Regions from separate parts of the Homo sapiens genome. Here all the other regions are linked to region 3. A link is a loop called in an ENCODE intact Hi-C map of the cell type or tissue named here. Cell type or tissue: CD14-positive monocyte. All regions are shown on one strand. Links, peaks and the distances in the headings refer to the core of each region. The heading gives the core; the rest is flanking DNA. Region 1 overlaps LINC02940 (long intergenic non-protein coding RNA 2940). Region 2 has its middle 26 kb from the start of ETS2. Region 3 has its middle 10 kb from the start of LINC02943.

The links. A loop is a pair of places that touch in the nucleus more often than their neighbours do. Peaks named below come from ENCODE experiments on the same cell type or tissue, not always from the same donor. Only the 100,000 strongest peaks of a DNase experiment are listed, where the experiment ranks them.
Region 1: it touches region 3 in a loop (3-fold over the local background); 10 of 110 quality-filtered maps call a loop at or near these places.
Region 2: a loop joins it to region 3, with 2.4 times the contacts of the local background. A loop is called at or near these places in 4 of 110 quality-filtered maps.

The regions. Positions count from the first base shown.
Region 1 is chr21:39,011,464-39,017,997 of GRCh38, forward strand. It overlaps LINC02940 (long intergenic non-protein coding RNA 2940), which reads right to left. Exons shown (of 7, transcript XR_007067867.1): 2 at 1-6,318. Among named protein-coding and RNA genes, the nearest start is that of LINC02940, 4.5 kb to the right of the region's middle. RefSeq lists an enhancer at 5,728-5,797. In CD14-positive monocyte, for the core only: no CTCF peak of the experiment used is centred there; DNase peaks (open chromatin) are centred at 3,428, 4,698 and 5,668; H3K4me3 peaks cover 1,529 bases; H3K27ac peaks cover 1,457 bases.
Region 2 is chr21:38,828,951-38,835,484 of GRCh38, forward strand. No RefSeq gene overlaps it. Among named protein-coding and RNA genes, the nearest start is that of ETS2, 26 kb to the left of the region's middle. RefSeq lists enhancers at 2,391-3,590, 2,580-2,769. In CD14-positive monocyte, for the core only: no CTCF peak of the experiment used is centred there; DNase peaks (open chromatin) are centred at 1,941 and 2,831; H3K4me3 peaks cover 1,358 bases; H3K27ac peaks cover 2,365 bases.
Region 3 is chr21:39,091,696-39,098,229 of GRCh38, forward strand. No RefSeq gene overlaps it. Among named protein-coding and RNA genes, the nearest start is that of LINC02943, 10 kb to the left of the region's middle. In CD14-positive monocyte, for the core only: no CTCF peak of the experiment used is centred there; DNase peaks (open chromatin) are centred at 2,886 and 3,506; H3K4me3 peaks cover 3,163 bases; H3K27ac peaks cover 3,505 bases.

The DNA of each region.
Region 1 (6,534 bases), core at 721-5,720, 80 kb before region 3:
CAGATAGAGATGTATTACAACGAATTGGCTTGCGTGATTATGGAGGCAGAGAAGTTCCAAGATCTGTGGTCAGCAAGCTGGACACCCAGGAGAGCTAAGGGTACAGTTCCCATCTGAGTTCAAAGGCCTGAGAACCAGGAGAGCCCAGAGTGTAGGTTCCAGTCCAAAAGCTGCAGGCTCAAGACCCAGGAAAAGCTGGTGTTTCAGTCCTAGTCCAAAGGCAGGAAAAAGCCCATGAGCTAGCTCGAAGGCCGGCAGGCAGGAGGAATTCTCTCTTACCTGGGGGAGGGCCAGCCGTGTTCTACTCAGCTCGGGACCCTCAGCTGATCTCATGAGGCCCCCCGACACTGGGGAGGACAATCTACTTTGCGCACTCATCACCTTAAGTGATAAACTCATCCAAAAACAGCCTCACAGAAATGCCCGGAATCAGGTTAGGCCAAGTATCTGGGCACCCCATGCCCCAGTCAAGTTGCCACATAGAATTATTCATGGCAGGGAGTTATGCAGGTTCTGAGAAGCAGTGTGGGGAGGTGGGTGCAGGATGTGCAGACACACACACAGGTGTGGAGCTCAGACAAGAAGAACGAGCAGGGGTACAGCCAGGGCAGTACAGGCATATGGAGGTTATTGGGGCCCCGGGAGGCTGTGGAGGCCCTAAAGGAAACAGGCTGGAGTTCAAGGCACATCCAGGACAGAGCCCTGAGGACCCCCAAAGACCCCACTGCTGGAAGTTTGAGCAGATCGGAAGATGCTGGAGGTAAAAGCACCTGGGAAGGGGCTGGCATGGGACTGGCCCAGGTGGGTCAGAGGGACCCTGTGCAGTGGGGCTCTGCACCCAGTGCACCTACCACTGACCCCTCATGCACCTGCCCATTCACCCAACAGTACAATTCGAGGAGCGAGTGAGAAAATCCTCATCTCCAGCTACCTGTCACCCTACCCCTAGCTTCCCTAGTCTCATTTAAGGAAAAGCAAACCAATTTCCTTTATAGAATGTGCCTGTAAGGCAACGTGACACACAGCTTACAGCAGCCACCAGCAGACTTCACTCATGCCATAAGTGGCGCCCTCTGCCACACTCTTGTCCTCAGAAGCCCGGAGCTCACCGCACAGGGCACCTCAAGATGGGAGGGGAGCGCCTGTTCCACCGACAAAGTTAGATGAGTAAGACACCTACTGCAACCTCACCCCTCACACACACACTCACGCACACACACTCACATTCATGCTCACACGCTCACACTCACGCTAACACTCACACTCATGCTCACACTCACACACTCACACTCATGCTCACACTCACGCCTGCACTCACTCATACACACTCTCACTCACTCTGGTGTCCACACTCTCGGGCTGATGTTCACCAACATACACATATGCATTCACATGCACACACACACACATACATGAACACCTGCACATATACTTGCACTCACATATGCTCACATACACTCACACATACACAATCACACTCACTTTCCCAATACACACATACACATTCTCATTCATTCATGTACCACATGCACACACACACATGCACACTCAAATGCTCACATTCACACACACCACATGCACACTCTCACACACATTCACACACACATGCACACACCACATGCACTCTCAAATTCTCACACACATTCACACGCACATCACATGCACACACACATGCACAATCTCAAACGCTCACACACATTCACACACCCCACATGCACTCTCTCAAACTCTCACATTCACACACACATCACATGCACACACACATGCTCACATTCACACACCCCACATGCACACACTCCTCACACATCCCCATGTTTCCGGCCACACCTGCCATTCCATACCCATTCCCTGTGGCCTGAGAGCCTGTCTGCAGGAGAAGGGGCCTACCCCAGTGCACAGGGAGTGAGGGAGGCTCAGAAGGCCAAGCCATCAGCAGACCATTTAGGGGACCCTTCCAAAGCAGCGGCTCATCATAGAAGTGGCAGTGAAACGCGGAATAAATGGAGTGAGGAGGTGAGGCAGACAGTAAAGGAAGACACGTTTCATAGGAGGCTTTGCTGCCTCAGGGAAACACAGCAGAAGGCAGGACCAGGGTGCAGCCTGTATTAGTCCATTTTCATGCTGCTGACAAAGACATACCCAAGACTGGGTAATTTATAAAGAAAAGAGGTTTAATGGACCCACGGTTCCACGTGGCTGGGGTGGCCTCACATCATAGCAGAAGGCAAAAGTCACATCTTACATGGCGGCAGGCAAGAAAGAGAATGAGAACCACCCCTTTTTCTTGTTTTTTGGTTTTTTTTTTGAGACAGAGTCTCGCTCTATCGCCCAGGCTGGAGTGCAGTGATGCGATTTCGGCTCACTGCAAACTCTGCCTCCTGGGTTCACGCCATTCTCCTGCCTCAGCCACCAGAGTAGCTGGGACTACAGGTGCTCGCCAACATGCCCGGCTAATTTTTTTTTTCTTTTCTTTTTTTAGTAGAGACGGGGTTTCACCATGTTAGCCAGGATGGTCTCCATCTCCTTACCTCGTGACCCACCCACCTTGGCCTCCCAAAGTACTGGGATTACAGGCGTGAGCCACTGCGCCCGGCCTGGTTTCCCCTTATAAAACCATCAGATGGCATGAGACTTATTCACTGCCACTAGAACAGTAAGGGGGAAACTGCGCCCATGATTCAATTATCTCACACTGGGTCCCTCCCACAACACATGGGAATTATGGGAGTACAATTCAAGATAAGATTTGGGTGGGGACACAGCCAAATCATATCACAGCCCTCCACTGTCAGGTGCCTGGCACTGTACAGACGTGGGAATCCAGGCAGGATTCTCTGCCTGAACCTCTCTCATGAAGACGAGGGAACACACAGCAGGCAAATCCCAGGGACAAGCCAGGTCGTGACTTTGTGCCCCTAGTGAAAGAAGGAGCCGATCATTTCATTCATTGTGAGGTGGTCTATGTGCAAACAACATGTGAGCACCATGACTGGCAGTGCTTTAAGACTTCTATAAATTAATATTCAAAATTGAAAATAATAATCAGATTAGATTATTTTGGATTTGGACTTTTTGAATTCATTTCTCTAGCATTTTCATTTCACATATTTTTTAAACTTTTAATATTGAGAGAAGTATGAGCCAATTATCTTTTTCAGGCAATCACAGTATTGGTGTCGTGTCTCAGCAGGCTGGGGGTTGGGGCCCTGGATTCAAAGCATCCATCTGAACATATTGTCACCCGTGCATCCTGAGAGAGACAGCTTCATGGAGTGGAGGTGTGTGGCCTGGAGGCCCCACGTAGGCCACCAGGCATGTTTTCCACGAAAACCGAAACTTCTGACGGGATTACTAACATTGGGAGATTTCCGTTTCTTGGACGCCAGTGGAGGGGCTGCACCAGCCTTAAAAGAAATCATGTGAGCCTCCACGAATCAGCAAACAAAGGAGAAATTAAGGTTCTGCCCACTTTTGTGGTTTTTGCTTTTCTGGAAAGTTTACGTTGTGCATCCTTAAGTCATTACGTAACACTGTATTAATAAGCAGTTGACTCAGAACTCCAGAGGGCTTCTGAGCTGGTGAAGTCCATTCATGTTACTAAGTCTATTCTTCCTCCCAGAATAAAATCTTCCATCTTCTCTGAGTTAGGCCTTCCTCATCAGAACCATTTCTTTTCTCATTCAGCTCTCTGAGGTTTTCTACTTATCATCCAACTGTAGTATCCACTGATAAATTACACGGATTCACAATCCAGCCACTTACTTTGTTTCCTCCTAACATTTGGAATAAGCTACTTCCTGCACCAGAGCCTCTGTCTGTCATGCCTTTACCGGATCTTATTTTGGGGGGCTGACCAGTTGCCTAAACCCACATGCACCCTCTCACCTGGGTTCTCAAGAACTTCTATTTTGGACATCCACCAAAAAAAAAAAAAAAATCTTGTTAAGTAAGATGAACACTTACCTGATGGCAGAAGCCTGTTGTGCTCATCAAAACTTTGAGATAACCAGGGTTCCTGGAATCTAAATCTTCCTATATAAAATAGCAGAGTAGCTGATCAAATAAGAGTCAGACAAGTAAGGGTCAACTTTGGAATCAATAAATGGGGCTGGACCCAGTCATTCACCTACATTCAAACAGCAAATAGGCTGGGTGTGGTGGCTCACATCTGTAATCCCAGCATTTTGCGAGGCAGAGGCAGGCAGATCACGAGGTCAGGAGTTTGAGACCAGCCCGACCAACATGGTGAAACCCCATCTCTACTAAAAATACAAAAATTAGCCAGGTGTGGTGGCCTGCTCCTGTAATCCCAGCTACTCAGGAGGCTGAGGCAGGAGAATCACTTGAACCCGGGAGGCAGAGGTTGCAGTGAGCCAAGATCACACCATTGCACTCCAGCCTGGGCAAAAGAGCGAGACTCCGTCTCAAAAAAAAAAAAAAAAAAAACAACCAGCAAATACCTGTGAACAGCCACCTGGGCTTTGCTGAAAGGTTCTCCCATTTCTGATGAGGGTTTGTCTCTTTTTAAAATTTCATGTACCTAAAAAGTGAATTGATCACAAGAGATTGTATCCAAGGAAAGCCCCTCTCCCAGGAATGTTAAGGGGAGAAATAAATTTGAGCGTAGAGCTGCGGGCTCCTGGGGAAGGAAGTGCTCAGTAAGTATAGTACAAGGCAGCATGACACTAATATGAGGCTGAGGTGACTCTGTAACCACTGGCTGACTACAGTATCAACATCCATACAAAGACAGTAGCAGATTAAAGGAGGACACACATGGCCTGCCCTCAAGCTCATTCACAGCCCACCAAATCAACTCTTTGTTCAGCTTCTTGACTTTTCACAGTCTGCTGGCTTCAAGATGTTTTCCCTGGCCTTCTTCTAATGCCTCTTCCCTAATCCCAGGTAAAATTACTGAGGGGGGTTACTCATTCGATATATATGTAAGTTATTTGAGAAAGTTTATTAAGGCACAGTGGCTCACGCCTGTAATCCCAGCACTTTGGGAGGCCAAGGTGGGTGAATCACAAGGTCAGGAGTTCAAGACCAGCCTGGCCAAGATGGTGAAACACCGTCTCTACTAAAAATACAAAAATTAGCAGGGCATGGTGGTGAGCGCCTGTAATTCCAGCTACTTGGGAGGCTGAGCAGAGAATTTCTTCAACCTGGGAGGTGGAGGTTGCAGCGAGCCAAGATCGTGCCACTGCACTCCAGCCTGGGTGACTGAGCGAGACTCCATCTCAAAAAAAAAAAAATGCTATCCACAAAGTTGGATAAGTACAGAAACATTGTCCCAGGAAATGAAGCCAGTGATTAGGGCAGGGGTTGGCAAGTGTTTTCTGTAAGAACCACATAGTAAATATTTTCGGCTTTTACTGGCCCATTTGGTCTTTGTTGCAACTGCTCAACTCTGCCATCAAAATGCAGGCAACAGCCGTGGATAATATGTAGTGAATGGGCATGAGCATTGTCTTAGTTAATTTTCTGTTGCTTAAAACAGAATGCCTAAAACTGGGTCATTTATAAAGAAAAGGAATTTATTTCTTACAGTTATGGAGGCTGAGAAGTCTCAGGTCAAGAGGCCACATCTGGTGAAGATCCTCTTGCTAGCCAGGACTCTCTACAGAGTCCTGTGGTGGTTGGTGCAGGGCAACCTGTGGTGAGAGGACTCAAGTCTCACTTCCTCTTGCTACAAAGCCGCCAGTTTCCCTGCCACTGTCTCCCTTCCTCTTCTTACAAAACTGCCAGTTTCCTTGCGATGATAAACCACCAATCCATTAATGCATTAATCCATTAATCCATGAATAGATTAATCCATTCATGAGGGCAGAGTTCCCATGCCCCCATCACTTCTTAAAGGCCCTATCTCTTAATATAGTGACGTTAGAGACTAAGTTTCAACATGAGTTTTGGAGAGGACATTCAAACCATAGAAGTGTGTTCTAATGAAACCACGTTTATGGATGCTAAAATGTAAACATATAATTTTCATGTTCCACAAAATATTGTTCTTCTTCTGATGTTTTCCCACACTATTAAAATATAATACTATGACTAGCTTGTGAGCCACATGAAAAGAGGCGGCAGGCTAGATTCGGGCTGTGGGCTGCAGTTCGCTGGCATCTGCTCTAGGGCCACTCTCTCAGTAACAAAAACGTGCATTCGCCTCTAATAACACGCATGTACATGTGACACTACTCAAACAGTGAGCAAGCTGAGACTGAAAAACGTATCAGTTGACACTCCAGAATGTTCTTGCTGAAATCCTTCAGTGGATCATCTCATAAAGTCCTGGGAATGCACGCTGAGGCATCCAACCTAGAAAATGAGATGAGAAACTCCTGTAAGATTTGAGTGTTCTGTTAGCCCACCATCTCCAGAGATTAAATAAATAATAATAACTATGGTGCATTCAACATCTCAATCTGAGATGTTTTAGTAAAATGAAGGCATGCTCGCATGTATTCACAAAGCCTAGAGGTGAGAAATAGAAAAGATCTCAGTATTTCAAATCTGAGTAGCGCTGTGCTTGTA
Region 2 (6,534 bases), core at 813-5,812, 260 kb before region 3:
TTCCTATTTCTCCACATCCTCTCCAGCACCTGTTGTTTCCTGACTTTTTAATGATGGCCATTCTAACTGGTGTGAGATGGTATCTCATTGTGGTTTTGATTTGCATTTCTCTGATGGCCAGTGATGGTGAGCATTTTTTCATGTGTTTTTTGGCTGCATAAATGTCTTCTTTTGAGAAGTGTCTGTTCATGTCCTTCGCCCACTTTTTGATGGGGTTGTTTGTTTTTTTCTTGTAAATTTGTTTGAGTTCATTGTAGATTCTGGATATTAGCCCTTTGTCAGATGAGTAGGTTGCGAAAATTTTCTCCCATTCTGTAGGTTGCCTGTTCACTCTGATGGTAGTTTCTTTTGCTGTGCAGAAGCTCTTTAGTTTAATTAGATCCCATTTGTCAATTTTGTCTTCTGTTGCCATTGCTTTTGGTGTTTTAGACATGAAGTCCTTGCCCATGCCTATGTCCTGAATGGTAATGCCTAGGTTTTCTTCTAGGGTTTTTATGGTTTTAGGTCTAACGTTTAAGTCTAATCCATCTTGAATTGATTTTTGTATAAGGTGTAAGGAAGGGATCCAGTTTCAGCTTTCTACATATGGCTAGCCAGTTTTCCCAGCACTATTTATTAAATAGGGAATCCTTTCCCCATTGCTTGTTTTTCTCAGGTTTGTCAAAGATCAGGTAGCCGTAAAAAAGAGAATTTTAGACCAATATCCTTGATGAACATTGATGCAAAAATCCTCAGTAAAATACTGGCAAACCAAATCCAGCAGCACATCAAAAACCTTATCCACCATGATCAAGTGGGCTTCATCCCTGGGATGCAAGGCTGGTTCAATATACGCAAATCAATAAATGTAATCCAGCATATAAACAGAGCCAAAGACAAAAACCACATGATTATCTCAATAGATGCAGAAAAGGCCTTTGACAAAATTCAACAACCCTTCATGCTAAAAACTCTCAATAAATTAGGTATCGATGGAACATATTTCAAAATAATAAGAGCTATCTATGACAAACCCACAGCTAATATCATACTGAATGGGCAAAAACTGGAAGCATTCCCTTTGAAAACTGGCACAAGACAGGGATGCCCTCTCTCACCACTCCTATTCAACATAGTGTTGGAAGTTCTGGCCAGGGCAATTAGGCAGGAGAAGGAAATAAAGGGTATTCAATTAGGAAAAGAGGAAGTCAAATTGTCCCTGTTTGCAGATGACATGACTGTATATCCAGAAAACCCCATTGTCTCAGCCCAAAATCTCCTTAAGCTGAGAAGCAACTTCAGCAAAGTCTCAGGATACAAAATCAATGTGCAAAAATCACAAGCATTCCTATACACCAACAACAGACAAACAGAGAGCCAAATCATGAGTGAACTCCCATTCACAATTGCTTCAAAGAGAATAAAATACCTAGGAATCCAACTTATAAGGGATGTGAAGGACCTCTTCAAGGAGAACTACAAACCGCTGCTCAAGGAAATAAAAGAGGATACAAACAAATGGAAGAACATTCCATGCTCATGGGTAGGAAGAATCAATATCGTGAAAATGGCCATACTGCCCAAGGTAATTTACAGATTCAATGCCATCCCCATCAAGCTACCAATGCCTTTCTTCACAGAATTGGAAAAAACTACTTTAAAGTTCATATGGAACCAAAAAAGAGCCCGCATCACCAAGTCAATCCTAAGCCAAAAGAACAAAGCTGGAGGCATCACACTACCTGACTTCAAACTACACTACAAGGCTACAGTAACCAAAACAGCATGATACTGGTACCAAAACAGAGATATAGATCAATGGAACAGAACAGAGCCCTCAGAAATAACACCCTACCAGCTTTCTTTCCTGATAGGGCTCCAGAACTCCACATGGTGGACACTTGTCACTGGGAATGATTCAGGCTTTAATGGGGCTGCTGGGCGGGAGCACAGGGCTTGAGGGCCAGAGGAAGTGGAGCAGGAACTGTGGCAAGAGGTAGAGGGAGCAAGCTGCCCCATCACCTCTCCTGAAATATCAAGCAAGTTAACAGGAGGATTTGTTGTGATTTGGAGATGGACCTTGGATTATCACTGTCACTGGGTCTGTCAGGCACTATTTGTGACCTTGGGTATGCAATTTAATCACTCTCTGCCTCAGTTTCCCCTCCATAAAGCCAGGTCATTTGTGGCTGTTGGGGGGATTGATCTATTGGGGGTATAAGATTGTGTAAAGTCAGTAACCTGGGATGGGGGTGCTATTTGAACAGAGCACGCCAAGGAAGGTGTGTTTGAGCCAGGGGATCTGCAAAGAAAATATGGATCCCAGACAATCATGTCTCCATTTTCATCAGAAGAAATCCAGGGGCAGAGTTCAGTGATGAAACAAGTACTTAACTGAACCAAGACTCAAACCCTGGTCTTCTGTTTTCTGGTGTTGTCCTCTGGCCAAAATAACCCTGTCATGTTTGGTTGAAGTCATTATAAATGCTGCCCCAGATGCTACCTAGGGCTCCTTCAAGTTTCTAGTTCCTCCTTCCACAAACCAGAGGCCACAGCCCTTGATTTGAATTTTAAATTATCAGGAACCTCCTACCCAAAGAACACACAGCCCTCATTTACAGCAGCTGCTGGCAGCTAGCTGAGTTCGAACAGATGCAAGAATCTCATAATCTGGGCCAGATATTAATCTGTCTTTTCTGTAACAGCAAAACAGAAGGGTGAGTCTTGAAGCAGTGCAGGGGGAAACCCCTTATTGTGCAACTCTTTTGTAACTCCTGGGCGGAGTCTGGACATGTGACTTCTGCTTGAAATTTAACATTAGGGGAAAGACCATTTTTGGTCATAGCTGAGGTGATGACATCTTGGCAACTGGAATGGACATGACCTCTGTTCCATGTACTATGAGTAACTGCCCCCTCCCCATTTCTCAAAGTCATGTTCAGATGGCAAAACTGCCTGGGATTACCACATCTGACTCTTGCTAGCTGTTTCTGTGTCTATGGCTTCATACTGTCCAGACATAGACCTGGGGCTCAGCACACATGTATGTTTGAGTGGCATAAGGTCAGAAGCACAGATCCAGCAAAGACTGTGGCCCGGAGGAAGGTGGGTTGGTTGGAGGAAAGAAAGTGGAGGTGGGAGCAAACGAAGATAAGTAAACAAAAAAATGAGCTCTTAAGCAAAAAAGATTGCCTGTCTGCTGTAGCCTGTAAAGCTCTGATGAGAAACACTTTTATGATTTGCTGGTAAACTCCACCCAATTTGGTTCTGGAAGAGGTTATTTTTCATTGCAGTGTAAGCATGTAATTAGTTAATTGGGAAATATGGCGCCATTTTCAAAGCTCACTTTCATCTGTCATCTCACTTACACCTCCCTGTGACCCTGGGAGATTGGTTTTATTATGCCCATTTTACAGATGTGGAAACTGAAGCTCGGAGAGGTGAACCCCCTAAAAAGAAATTGGAGAGGCTTATCCTGACTCATCCGTGGTCCCTGATTCCTTGTGCCTGAGATGCAGACTGTGGCTTGGGAATAGGGGAGGGCTCAGAGGGCTGGAGCTCAGCTGAGTGGCCGGATGTTCCCTCACAGGGTACCCTCCTTTGGCTTCCTGTTGACCCTAGTAGTTGTCAATAGTGCTGCAGGTGCTCCACGCCTTCCCACCCTCTGGATGAAGCTCATCCTAAGGAATTAGCATCTCATTTCTAATTCTCAGGTCCTCAGGAATCAGACTTGTATTTTGGGTCAAATTTGCATACCTTGGGGCTTCTGTTTTCTCAAGCTATGTATGGACCCCAGAGCAAATCCCAACCATGGTTCAATATCAGCCTCTGGGAATCTGCAGATCACTGGAAGCCAGGCTGCCCACGCTTTCTGGAAGCCACTTCCTAGTGAAGGAGCCCTGGAGGAAAGAGGCAATGGTATAGGAGTCTCCCTAAAGTGAGAAGTGTGGAGCCCAGCACTTCAACTATGTCTGTGGGTGGAGCCAAAATAACCAGTTGCTCCTGATCGCTGCATGTCAGCAATTGTATCACAACAAGAGGCCACAGGGCATCACCCTACCCAACACTGTGATGGGGGCCGGGGTCACATGTGCTTAAGTGTCTCTGTAAATCAGCCCTTCAGTTGGGATTAAGACAGTTCAGGATCCCAAGAACACACATGCACACACACAACCCACTTGCACATACATGTGTGCAGTCACACTTCCAGAGACACACATAGACATACATATGTATACACACATGTGCGTGTGTGCACACAGGTATTCACATGCACACACACACGCACACTTATACACTAACACACATGTGCATATGTGCACGCATGCACACACACACACACACCCCACTCCTTTTGCTTGCTTCACCTTTTCTGTCTCTGCTCCTCCTGGTGGTCATCACCTCCCATGCCCTGTCTCCTGTATCAATGCCCCAGGACTACCTACTATAACAAAGTGTCACAAAGTGGGTGGTTTAAAGCAACAGAAATGTATCCTTTCACAGTTCTGGAGGCTAGAAATCCAAGATCATGGTGTCTATAAGGTTGGTTCCTTTTAAGTGCAGTGAGGAAAGAGCTGGCTCCAGCCCTCTCTCCCATTGGCTGGTAGATGATCATCTTCTCCCTGTGTCTCTTCATGTCACTTTCCCTCCTTGCCCCTCTCTGTGTCCAAATTCCCCCTTTTTATAAGGATACCAGTCATATTGTATTAGGGCCAGATCTAATTATTTCATTTTAACTCAATTACCTCTGTAAGTAACCTACCTCCAAAGACAGTGTCATTTTGAGGTTCTGGGGGTTAGGACTTCAACATATCAATTTGAGGGCACACAATACAGCCCATATACACCTCAACACTAAATAAGTTACATGGTAGTTCTATTTTTACTTCTTTGAGAAATCTTCATCCTGTTTTTCGTAGTGGCTGCACTGATTTTTACTTCCATCAACCGTGTGTCCCCGTCTTTTGATATGTGTGTATGTCATATGTCTTCTTTTGATAAGTGTGTATTCATGTTTTGACCACTTTTTAATGGGATTATTATTATTTGTTGTTGTTTTGACTGTTGACTTTGTTGAGGTTTTTGTATATTCTGGATATTAGTTCCTTGTCCAAATGAATAGTTTGCAGATATTTTCTCCCATCCAAAAGGGCATCTCTTCCCTTTGTAGATTGTTTCCTTTGCTGTGCAGAAGCATTTTAGTTTAATATAGTCTCATTTCTCTATTTCTGTTTTTGTTGCCTGTGTTTTTGAGGTCTTAGCCATAAATTGTTCGCCTAGCGCAATGTCCTGAAGTGTTTTTGCTATGTTTTCTTCTACCAGTTTATGTTTTCAGGTCTTATGCTCAAGTTTTTAATTCACCTTGGGTTGATTTGTGTACATGGTAAGAGATAAAGGTTCAGTTTCATGCATCTATGTGTGAGTATCTAATTTTCCCAGCATCATTTATTGAAGAGGGTGTCTTTTTCCCATTGCATGCTCTTCATTCTTTTATGGAAAATCAATTGACTGCAAGTATGTGGATTTATTTTTGGTTTGTCTATTCCATTGGACTATGTGTCTATTTTTATGCCAATACCATGCTATTTGGGTTACCAATAGCCTTGTAGTATATTTTAAAGTCAGATAGTGTAATGCCTTTTTCTTTTTTCTCAGAATTGCTTTGGCCTTTCAGACTCTTTTATACTGTTTTTTCTATTTCTGTGGGAAAAAATGATGTTGGTATTTTGATAGGGATTTCATTGAATCTGTAGATTGCTTTGGGCAGTATGGTCATTTTGATTATATTAATTCTTTCAATCCATGAGCATGGGATGTCTTTCCATTTGTTTGTGTTCTCTTTCATTTTTTTTTTTCATTAGTATATTATTATTTGTGCAGTGAGCAGAGCAAAGTCAGGGACACTGTTTGTAGAACCTGGCTGCCTCCCCTCCCGCAGCCCAGCTGATTGTCCTGGTTGCCAGGCGCTTGTTTGCATTAGAGACAGAACACTCTGCAGGGTTCTGAATGGTTCATTGTGGCCCTTAGGCCACTGGCAAGCAGTGGCAGAGCCACGGAGGGGCTGCTGGTCCCCAAATGTCTCTCCAGCCACTCTGGGGCTGGTGGGGGCTGCCCTGCTGGTGATGGCTTGAGAGAAGACCTGGGGGTCCCTGGGCATCCTGGGGAGGTCCTGGTTTGTGCTGCTGTGGTGATCTTAATCATCAAGAGATGACACACTTTATGACACACGAAAAGAACTGAGCCAAACACTGTTTCCATCAAGAGGTCCATGTAGAAGGCAGCCAGAACGTGTAGAAGGATGGAAGTCAAGGCACAGGCCCAGGAAGCCTTCAAGTCACCCCTGATGGAGGCCAGACCTTGAACATTATAATCCCTCTGCTTGTCAACCATTAATACAGGTCTTCCCTGCAGGACATAGGAGGCTTTCTGGGAAAAGCATGGAAAAAACAAGCCTACTAAATGTTCTCAAGTGACTGATGTAGGACACATCTTAAAAGGATCAAAGGAGGATGAAGAAAAACTTCAGAAGAAAATAACAGGTGGTTTGAATGAAAA
Region 3 (6,534 bases), core at 818-5,817:
TAATTTCTATGTCTCATAGTTAGTATTGCCAGTAAGAAACACAAGCCTGATTTATAGATTAAAAGACAAATCTTCTCCATGGCTCAATAAATACTGACTCGTGAACACAAGATAAATACCACTTAGTAAGATCACTGTATGAACAACAAGAGGTTGAACATATACATTAGAGACGCAAGCTAACTCCCTGTGTTGAAAAAGTAGGTCATTTTGGCAGTGCACTGTGGCTCAGGCCTGTAATCCCAGCACTTTGGGAGGCCGAGGCGGGTGGATCACGAGGTCAGGAAATTGAGACCATCCTGGCTAACATGGTGAAACCCCGTCTCTACTAAAAATACAAAAAATTAGCCGGGCGTGGTGGCACGTGCCTGTAGTCCCAGCCACTCGGGAGGCTGAGGTAGGAGAATCGTTTGAACCCAGGAGGCAGAGCTTGCAGTGAGCCGAGACTGCGCCACTGCACTCCGGCCTGGGTGACAGAGTGAGACTCCATCTCAACAAAAAAACAAAAAAAGAAAGAAAGAAAAAGGAAAAGGAAAAGTAGGTCATTTTGAAGTAATAGTAGAGCAGAAACTCTTTAACATGGGAAGATGTTCATAATAAAATGGCGACAAACACTATGTATACTAGGCCCCTTCAAGTTAGGAAAGATCTACCCCAAATCCTTAGCAGTATACTTGAGTGCAGAGAGTAATGTGCGTGTTTTACCTTTTAATTGATCTGTATCTCCTATGATGAGCAAACCATAGTACTTTCAAAACAAAATAACTTTATTTAAATAAAGCTAAGCAAGGTGTAGTGGCTCATGGCTATAATCCCAGTTATTTGAGAGGCTAAGGCAGGAGGATCTCTTGAGGCCAGGAGTTTGAGATGCACCTGGGCAACATAGCAAGACCCCATTTCTACAAAACGACAGCAAAAAATTAGCTGGACATGGTGGCAAGCACCTGTAGTCCCCACTACTCAGGAGGCTGAGGCAGGAGGATCATTTGAGCCCAGCAGTTCAAAGCTGCGGTGAGCTATGATCGTGCCACTGCACTCCAGCCTGGGTAACAGTGAGATCCCATCTCTAAAAAAATAAAATATAAAATGTTTAAAAAAAAAAAAAAAAAAGCAAAAAAGACCAGCACGGTGGCTTACGCCTGTAATCCCACTGTAATCCCAGCACTTTGGGAGGCCGAGGCGGGTGGATCATGAGGTCGGGAGTTCAAGACCAGCCTGACCAACATGATGAAACCCCGTCTCCACTAAAATACAAAAATTAGCCAGGCGTGGTGATGGGTGCCTGTAATCCCAGCTAGTCAGGAGGCTGAGGCAGGAGAATCGCTTGAACCTGGGAGACTGAGTCAGGAGAACCGCTTGAACCCAGGAGGTGGAGGTTGGAGTGAGCTGAGATTGCGCCACTGCACTCCAGCCTGGTTGACAGCGCAAGACTCCCTTCCCCCCCCAAAAAAATCTCCTAATCTTCTGTGTCTGTGTGGCAAGCCATGAACTCCTTCTCAGAAGAATGTTTTTAAATGCATTAAATAAAGCATGAGGTGGGGAGAGTTCCAAAGGAAGCCAGTGATACTAAAACATACAGAATTATCAAACAGTGTTTATGCTTCTGTTATAAGAATAGATGGGCTACTTTCACATATTAAACAGCAAGAGCTAGCAGCAAGTCTAGTGAACTGGGCACTTGGAAGCAGTGATGAGCATAGCAGTATCTCTGGATAGCTGTAACACTGTGTGCAGGTATCTGGGGTTTCTGTCGTGACCACGTGGCAGGAGCTGCTGCCACTGCTGTCTGATGCTCGCCCCACAGTGGAAGGAGATGCTAAATTCCGTTACGCATTAGAGGTCAGTGAAAAGGAAGATGCAGTTTGTTCCCGTCCAGGCACAAGGACTCTTGAATTTGTCCATAGTTAAGAACGGCTCATCCAGGAGCAGAGCGAGAGGCCGGGCTGCGCGTCCTCATCTCCTCTCCCAGCCTTCGCATCCTCCTGGCTGCCTCGCGTTTCCTCCACGGGCCTGGCTGAACGCACACACAGGCCTGGGGGAGACTGCAGAGACACATCTTCAGCCACATCTTCTGTAAAACAGTCACTATGGGATGACGGTGACTGGACAGTGGCTCCGTGCAGTCGGTGTCTTTTGCAAAGTTTTCCACCGTGTGCATCCTCTGCAGCCAACTCCAGCTGAGGGAGAACGGACCCTCGGTGAGTTGGGGCTGCACAGCAGGTATGGCCTGCTGCCTTCACCCCACACCTGCTATCAAATGAATCAGCCCCCTTTCCCTACAACCCCAAGAAAAGCCTCAGGACCCATCAGGGGAAGAAGAAGCTGCCCATATAGAGAGAGGGAAGGGATACTGCTCCTCATTCCCCACACGGCATAGCCCAGGTGTAGAAAGTGGCCAACATCCATTTAGGAAGCCCCGTTTCCCTAGCTGGGAGGGGCCCTGTCCTGGGGAGGAGGCCAGTGGAAAGGACAAAACCATTTTGGAAGGAGCCAAGAGTAATAAAAATGGCAGGTTACCTGCCTTAGTTTAAACTGAATAAGCAAAGCCACGATCTCATCTGAGTCCCGTACAAGGCACACCACTCATAAGCTAACTTTTCTCAGCTTCTCTTTACAGGCCGTTGGCGAGTGGGCCCTCCAACCGTGGGCCACAGCTCGTGAATCTGTTTGTTGGGGAGTCATGTTCAAACCCAAAGAACAAGGCAAACCCTACCCCCAAGGAACCCAGATAACTCCTTATTTCCCCTTTTTATTCTTAAAAAGTACTTCTCCCAGGTTCCGGCGGAGTGCTGTTCTCATTTTAGAAGGCTGGCTAACTGTGGGTGCAAGTCATTTCTCAAAGCAGTGTCTGTTCTTTTCTTTAATGGAATTGTTTTGTTCATTTGTTTCACTTCCTCTTTGGGGTTCCCAAGGAACATGAGTTCCTTTTTTCCTGGTATTAGAAGTGCGTCAGTTCAAGTATGAGTACATGAAAAGTGAAGAATAAGAGGCTGGCTCCATTAGGTGATGACATGTACCTGCTATGAGATTTGGGAAGCCATGGCCTGTCATTGTTGCTCCCGCATTATTGTCCAGCTTGTCCCCAGAATGAGAGCCAGTCTCTAAAGACATGCCCATGAGCCGGGCAGCACATAACAGAGACAGGGAAGAGGTCGCTTGGGGGCTTTGTCACCTGGAAGAAATCCCAAGGCTTATCCTAAGGACATGGAAAGCTGAAGAACAGAAAGTCACTAGTCAATGGCAGGAGGAGGGCATCCAAGTCCCCATCAGCCTAGAACGCAGCCGACTGACAAGAGGTCAGTGCCACCATCATAGTCCTATGCTTTCTCTGCCCCCGGTAGGACTTCGAACTTTCTGAAGGCTTTGGGTGTGAATGATGGATCCTCCCTATGAAGAGGACCACATCTGATGTAGTAGTTTACAACATCTCAACATGATTCAAAAATAGATCAGCAAGAACATATTTAGCAAAAAAAAAAAAAAAAAATGCAAGTCATCAGATGCAAATGATGACATAGAATTCTTCCCAGGCCTAGATATGCAAACAGAAGCAGTGCAAGGGCCGTGTACACAATGACAGTGTGGGTGCAGATAAGACAGTAATTTCCCGGAGAGCTTTGGTTGATGGAATTCCACACTCCATGACCACACAGCCTACGAGGGAGTAGATCACAATCTCACCCAGAACCACAAATGAGCCTCCTGGTGTCAGTTACCTTCTTTTTCAAGAATGACGCCAAGCTCTAATCCCTCCTCACTGAGTCTTTATGAGCTTAAAGTAACTGCATTTTAAAATCTGTCACATTTGGACATTTTCCCAAAACCCTTGCTCTCTGTTGGACGAGGCACGTTTCATGTTGACTATTCCCATGTCCCCTGGTTCTTCTTTTCAATCCAAAAGCTGGGAACTTTCTACTTTGACCACCAGAGCTTCTCTGGCAGGCGATTTTCCACTGCTATTTTCCTTGCTGTCCTTCTCTTTAAAAACCAATAGCATATGAATTCAGGATGCGGGGATATCTTGTGCGATGCAGTAACAGGCAGAGTGAGGGGCAGCAGTGGGCTAGCAAAGAGGTGAAGGGTGAAGGAAGGCCTGGGAGCCAGGCAGACCCACCCCTTCCTGAGTGTTTCCTCTGTTTTCTCATCTGGGCTGCTGAGATTAAGGAGATAAATGCATATAAAGCACTGACCGTGCTTTCTGGCCCAGGGCAGGACTCTAACCATTGGTTGTGCCCATGCTGAGGACTAACCTTGGCCCGGGAAAAGGCTGGAGGAGGCCCACCCAAAAGCAGATGCTTCCCAAGGCCCGGTCACTGCACGAGAGCCAAAAGCACACATCAGATGGGACAGTATGCAATCGGAGGGGACCTGCTCTCCTGGAAAAGCCACCCTGAAAGCTTTCATTGGCCAGATCTGAAGGTGTTGAGGTTTGAGCCAACTGCAAAGAGGTAACCGCAGACCTTGGTTGCCAGAGAAGTCACTGTCTTTTCCAAGCAGTAGAACCACATTCGAATCCCTTGGAGCTTGTCAAGAGCCCTCAAAATCTTACTCTATGCAGAGACCGCCAACAAAAATGTGTCCCCTCAAATTATGGCACAAACTTCAGAGGGGAGGTAATTTAATGCACAGAACCACCCACCAGGGAAGGACAGTGGATAAAATGAGAGGTTCAAGAGACACACGGTGAAAAGTGCCCACAGAGAAATTGTGACATTGAATAATATTAAATTGCAAAGGATTTGAAGCCCAGATAAACACCATGAGCTAATATCAGCCAAGGAAAGTATGATTCAGTCAATGGAAATAGGCAAACAGTTCAATTAATGTTTATAAACAGGCCTTTTCATCCCTTCCCCCAGAGGAAGAAACTTGAGGGGTGTGTGGCCCACAAGGTGAGGAGACAGCGGCTGACTTGAAGTCTTTGGGCTCCTCTCCAGGCTTCTGGCAAGCAGAGACCATGCCAGGGGGTCCAGAGAGGTCCAACCAGCAGCAAAGCTCACCCAGGTCTCACCAGCCAGGGTACGGGTCACCTACTGCTTCTGATGTGACAGCTGAAGCTCCCAGATACTTCTTTTTTGACACAGCCTTCACCTACTGTTCTTTGAAAGTGAACTTTTGTTTTCAGATTCTTGAAAATCTGGAAGAGAATCCCACCACAAAAGCCACTCATCCCTCCAGGTAACAGGCGTTCCACCTGGAGGGGGCAGCGGAGAGACGGGTGTGTCCAGAAAGCCCCAGGGCCCATAGCTGCAGCACAGAAACCATGGAGGAGGGAGTGGGAGAGGGTGCACAGGAGCCCGTGGGCAGACCTCAGGCTGCACGTGCAAGGCCAAGGGGGTGAGTCCCACCCAGGGTAAGTCCCAGGTGGTGCTGGGAGCCCGTGCCCTCCGAGCCTGTTTACAAGCCATGGGCTGCACCCACCTTCCCCGTGGAGGCCCTGGACTGTGAAAAAGAATTGCTTAAAAGTCAGGATAAGTATTGGCCTGAGGATGTCATGCTCCAAGCAGAACAGGGACCCACTGTCATAGATCAGTTCATCCCCTCCCTGCAGCAGTTAGAAAAGGGGGCACTGATGCCATCGTGTCAAACACCAAGATAACTGAAGTCTGCCAAGGTGGGTCCTTTCTCCCACTTCCTAACTTCAGCCTCTTCCTCCCCACGGCCTCCCTGCCCTGGGCCTGCGTAGGGCCTTCCTGCTGACTGCCTCCCTCCCGTCGCCTCTGTGCTGCCTCCCCGACGCCCAGGCCTGTCCCACTTCCCAAGGCCTCTCTAGAATCTGTTTCCTCTGCCTGTATCTTTCAACTCAAAGTTCATCAGATCAGTTTATTCCTCCATTGAGGCCAGAGCTCCTGCTGCCTTTGAAAGCCACATGTGCTTTTTCAGAAGATGACCTTTGGCAAAAAAACAATTTGTTCCTTTTCCTTTGGCCTTAACAAGATATCAGGGAAGTGAGAAACACAGTCGGGCAATGAAGTGGAAGTAAACGTTGAGGGGAACTATGCAAGACTTAGAAGGCTCACACCATAAGCAGTGAACGTGACAGGGCGCTTTCCTCCCTGGCAACAGTGGCCTGGTCCTGCCTATGGGCTGCATGCCTTTGAGGGCAGGAAGCTATGTCCCCTGGTGGCGGTGGTGGTCCCCAGTCCACACACGACACACATCGCAACGGCCACCATTAGACACTTGTTCCAAAGCAAAGTCAGCCCCTCCACAAAGACAGCCCCCTCCGATGATGCTCTTCTTCTGCAGAGTAAGGAGGCCTCACAACACAGAGATTGCTGTGTGATTTCTCCAACCACAGCCTGCAGGTCACTGTCAGCATTTCAAAGTGTCCACGAAGGAATCACCTTCATTGAAAAACGAAACCAATAAAACCTGCTTTCTACCCTTGGTGCCCTCCCTTGCAGAGCCCTTCCCGTTAACGAGCGCTCCTGCAATCACAGCGTCTCATTTGCATCTGTTTTTCATCAGAGGCAGAAGTGTCAGCCCTTTTCCACTGGGGCCAGCAGGTCACTTTGCCTGGGAACAGAGCCG